2 separate regions of the Homo sapiens genome follow, and region 1 is linked to region 2. The links are chromatin loops, found by intact Hi-C in ENCODE. Cell type or tissue: chondrocyte. All regions are shown on one strand.

What was found. Peaks named below come from ENCODE experiments on the same cell type or tissue, not always from the same donor. Only the 100,000 strongest peaks of a DNase experiment are listed, where the experiment ranks them.
Region 1: it touches region 2 in a loop (3-fold over the local background); 2 of 110 quality-filtered maps call a loop at or near these places.

The regions. Positions count from the first base shown.
Region 1 is chr1:221,477,178-221,479,677 of GRCh38, forward strand. No RefSeq gene overlaps it. Among named protein-coding and RNA genes, the nearest start is that of LINC02817, 140 kb to the left of the region's middle. In chondrocyte, a CTCF peak has its summit at 1,048 (motif pointing right); no DNase peak of the experiment used is centred here.
Region 2 is chr1:222,633,559-222,636,058 of GRCh38, forward strand. The region is part of intron 6 of MIA3 (MIA SH3 domain ER export factor 3); the gene reads left to right. Among named protein-coding and RNA genes, the nearest start is that of MIA3, 17 kb to the left of the region's middle. In chondrocyte, CTCF peaks have their summits at 1,044 (motif pointing left) and 1,246; no DNase peak of the experiment used is centred here.

The sequences.
Region 1 (2,500 bases), 1.2 Mb before region 2:
TGTGAATTGTTTCAGTCAGTGGGATATTAGCGTCCATGATGCAGCAGCCTTGAAAAGTATCTTCATGCTTCAACTTACACTCTTGAACTTCTGGCATTGCTATGGATAAAAATATGCCCAGAACGGACAGTTCATCCCAGGAGGAGGATAAAAGTCATGGGGAGTGGAGCTGTACCACCAGAGCTGAGGCCACCCCAAATCAGCAGCCCCCCAGTTGACCCCAGCCTGCTGCAGATGCATGAATGAGCCCAGCTGAGACCAACAGTACTGCAGAGCCAACCAGCACACTTGCAAGCTGCGTAAATGCATTTTTGTATGCTCCCGAGATTTTGTGGCTGTTTTATATGCAATGTTATTGTGGCCATAGTTACTTGAAATAACCAGTAAAATAAGATATGAATGGCTGACAAGGCTCAATATTTCCCTCCCCTGAAAGACATGGGAAGCCAATATTTTTATTTGTTTAATAAATATTTAGGTGAACTCCATGTGCCAGGTCCCCAATTGTAGTTAGTTTTCCGTTGTACAAGGGATTCTGCTTTAAAGAACTGTACTTAAAGCAGTATAGAATTATACTAGAGCCCCAATTCCCTTGACTTAAAGTTATTACACACAAAGCAAAACACAAACTGCTACATGTGCTGAGCTTATACAATGTCCCTCTTTTTAAATCTCTGTGCATCTCTCTGCCCGGTGGACTCTGGACATCACGTTGTTTCCCTAGTTTCTAGAGCTGGTCTACCTGAGCATCCTGGAAAATCCCTGTAATGTTAGGTAATGAAGTAGAATTTTACTGGGTGGAAAGCTATTTCCTTTCCCTTTCAGTAAAGTGTCTCGAACTCTACTCCCTAGTCTTTTCCACCTTCCTAGATAATTCCAAAGGAATTTGGTGTTACGTGATCCTCTGAAGGGTGGAGGCAAAGAAGGAAACTAATAAGGACTTCTTTTTATTGCATAGCTGTGCTTCCCTTAGAATGGGGATCACAGTGGGACTGCACAAGGCCATCGCTCCTGCTCTCTGAAGGCTGGGGCTGCAACTGCACAGAAGAGGGTGCTCTTGTGCAAAGCTGCAGCCAGCTTCCTGGGAGGAGGTGAAGTTTACTCGTTCCTTGCTGAGCGGATGATTCATTGCTCATGATATTTGGTAGATGTAGTCTGCATTAGTGCACACATATTCTGCAACAACAGATAAAAACCCCAAACGGCAAAAATGTCAGGAAACTCATTCGTATGGAGGGTGCACATCCATCATCCTCTGCTGTTCTGATACGACAGAGCCAACTTTTATCAGCATCCTTCCCTTTTACCCTACTGCCAGGGCCCTTTAAATGAAAATTATCAAGGAATAGGGACAAAAATAGTGCCATCCTTTTTAGAGTTTTCAAATTGCTTTCACCATTTGGAAAATAACTATATATCCATTAACTCGTTTGTCACACAAATATTTATTGAAGGACAGTTATTCTGCTTTTTCAATGCTTTTGGAGAAAGAATTGAAGCTCCTTCCTTACCAATCAGACCCAGATGACCTGATTTCTGCTTCCCTCTCCAATCTAATCTCATGCTAACTGCCTTCTCTCTGGCTCTTTTCAGCCTCAGGCTTTTGCTCTCATATTTCATTTTACTAGAATTTTTTTTCTGGTTCATATTAGGGCTTATTTGCTTTGTTTTTCTCATTCTCCAGAGCTCAGCATGAATGCCATATTCTCAGAGTGACTTTCCTTAAGTCTGTATGTTAGTCAGGGTTCTCCAGAGAAACAATCAATAGAAGATATTGATAAAGATATAGCTATAGGTATGTTATCTTGTGATTATGGAGACCAAGAAGTTCCAAGAGCTGCAACTGGCAAGCTGGAAACCCAGGAGAGCTGATGGTGTAATTCAACTCAGAGCCCCAGTCAGAAGACATTAAAGACTGACTTCCCAGCTGAAGACAGGCAGTCGAGAGAGAGAATTCTCCCTTACTCAGCCTTTTAGTTCTATTTATGCCTTCTATGTATCGGATGAGGCTTTACACAGTCTACTGATTCAAATGTTAATTTCATCCATATACACCCTTATAGACACACTCAGAGTCATGTTTAACCAAATATCCAGGCACCTTGTGATCCAGTCAAGTTGACACATAAAATTTACCCTCACAGCCTGCATCTATCAATATAGATGCCCTTCCCTAATTACTAATACCTAATCTTGTTTATCTTCTCCTGAGTGTTTATCACAATTTTTACATGCCTTGTTTACTTGTTTGTCACATATTTACTGTCTGTCTCTCCGAGAATGTGAGCTCTCTGAGGGCATGGACAGTTTGTTGTGTTTTTCACTCTGTCCCTTTAGCTCAGAAGAGTGCCAGGCTCTCGGTAAACACTCAATACGTATTTTTGAATGAAATAGTGCAAAAATTAAAATAATTGTATAATGAAATAAATATTGAAAGGCAAAATTAACAGAAAGTTATGAGGACATAGAAGAGCAAAAGCCTTATTCTTTCTGGAAGAGT
Region 2 (2,500 bases):
GAAGAGAAGTATTTACCTGATGGTAGAACAATCTGTGGCATAAATTGGTTCATCGTGGAGGGAGAGTGATAGGAAAGGCCAGAAATTCGCTGAGATATGCTTTAAGCAGATTCGAAAGAGATGGGAGCTTGACTTGGAGTTGTCAAATAGAAGGGCTAGGGGAAGGATGTGGGCAGGGGGGCGGGCAGCATGCAGTCAGGCAGAAGAAATAACACATTCAGAGAAATGGAGGCATGAAGAAAAGGTTATTTGGGGAAGCCAGGGAAGCGTGGGTAGTTGGTGTTTTTTCTTTTTCTTTTTTTTTTAAATTGAGACAGGGTCTTGCTCTGTTGCCCAGGCAGGAGTGCATTGGCGTGATCTCAGCTCACTGCAACCTCTGCCTCCTGGGCTCAGGCGATCCTCCTGCTTCAGTCTCCTGAGTAGCTGGGATCACAAGTGTGCACCACCATGCCTGGCTATTTTTTGTAGAGGTGGGGTTTTGTGATGTTGCCCAGGTTGGTCTCGAACTCCTGAGCCCATGGGAGCTGCCCACCTTGGCCTCCCAAAGTGCTGGGATTACAGGCGTGAGCCACCATTCCCGGCCAGTTGGTGTTGTTAAAGTGTGGAGTTAAAATTAGCTGGGCAGGGTGGTGCACACCTGTAATCCCATCTACTTGGGAGGCTGAGGCAGGAGAATAGCTTGAGCCCGGGAGGCAGAGGTTGCAATTAGCTGAGATCGTGCCACTGCATTCCAGCCTGAGCGACAGAGCAAGACCCTGCCTCAGAAAAAATAAAAATAAAAAAGTATGGAGTTAGGAGGGAGAAGGTCTGTTGGAGGGACTCAGGGAAAGTCAGAAAGGAAATTGTACACCATAGTGAGTGGTCAGACCATTGTTGGCAGAGATCCTTGGAAGATTTTAAGCAGGAAAGGGATTGTCAGGTCTGTTTCTTAGAAAGAGTCACTTATGGCAGAATATTTATTCAGATCTTTCTAAAGGGAGCCATGCTCCAAATGAGACATTTAATGTCTAGAAGCTTATCTAGGCTTTTTAGGACTTAGCTCCCCCTTGTGGTACTCGGTGGAATTGGACTTTTTTTCTTGGTAAATTAGAGGACTAAGCAAGCTCTTGAAGTTGGAGGCCAGGTTGCCCTTAGGGCTACAGAGAAAGTATGCTTCTCACCAAAGCCATTTCCTTTAGGTTCTGTTATTTCAAGACTCGAATAGGAAAGAGCGTTCTTGTTGTTTTTCTGTTAAAATCCATGGGTTTCAAGCCAAGATGATTTTATTTCAAATCCCAAAGCTATCGATTAGAAGTTTAGGGCAAATTACTAAACTTTGAACCTCAACTTTCTCATCTGAAAAATTTAGATAATACATACTCCAATTGTTGGTAAGAATTAAATGACATGATAATGTAAAATGTCTGGTGTAGCAACTGGCATTTTGTAAGATCTCATCCCTCACCTAATTCTCATTTGGATGGTCAGAGGGCATATAAAGACATTGAATACCTGAGGGTTTCAGGAGAAAGACCACCAGGATGGAAAACAAGTAGGAAAACCAAACCATTTTTCAGTATTATTCATGTTTGTTCTGGTGATAGCCACCTGGGTGAAGGTGTGTATTATCTTTGCAGTTGGAATAATGAAGTTTTCAGGGATTAAGACAGTCTCAGAATTCAGAATTTGGTTTTCAGAGTGAAATTATCACTTGAAAAATTTAACAGCCCCAGTTGTAGAAGGAATTCTTTATTCATTGTATTTCTAGATACGCACAGAGCCCTCTTCTAGGCCTGGGTTGGGGCATATAGGAGTGGTGTAGGATACGATCTGTGATCAGGGGATAACAGGGAATGACAGACATGAATGGCAAGATATAAGGGCGCAGTGTTATAAGATGCCGACTTGAGAGGGATTGTCAAAAGAGCATTTTGATGGCTAAATATGTACCAGAAATTGTGCTAGGAATACAAGATTCCAAGAGGTATAAAGTGTAATTCTGACTTTTGAAAGTCTTCAAAAAAAGTTTACCAAATACATGTGAAAATTGGAGAAAGTGGAGAATATAGGAAATAGTTTATGCAAAGTATCAAGTAGTTCATATAGATAATTGTTTCATAGGGTTTTGGAGTAATGGGGTGCTGACTTTATTGGGAAAACTATACCAGAGGTCAGACTCGTAGATCAATAATTGATGAATAGTTAGTGGAATCTTAGGGTTGGAAGAGACCTTAGAAGCTACTAGTCCAACTTCTCAGTAGTCACAGCAATTCCCTGTACTCTAACCCTGCCATTTTGGGACCTGTGCGTCACCGGTTCCTAGTGTAAGCCGCCTACCTTGCAAGGCTATACATTCCTTTGTTGCCTATTTCATTCTTATACTGACTCCAAATTTTCCTCCAGATGATTTCCTCTATAGAATCTAGTTTTCTTTTTACATAGTAATCCTTTAAATATTTGAAGTTATACTTTAATTTATTTTAGCATTTTATCCTGGAAAATTTCAAATATACAAAAGCAG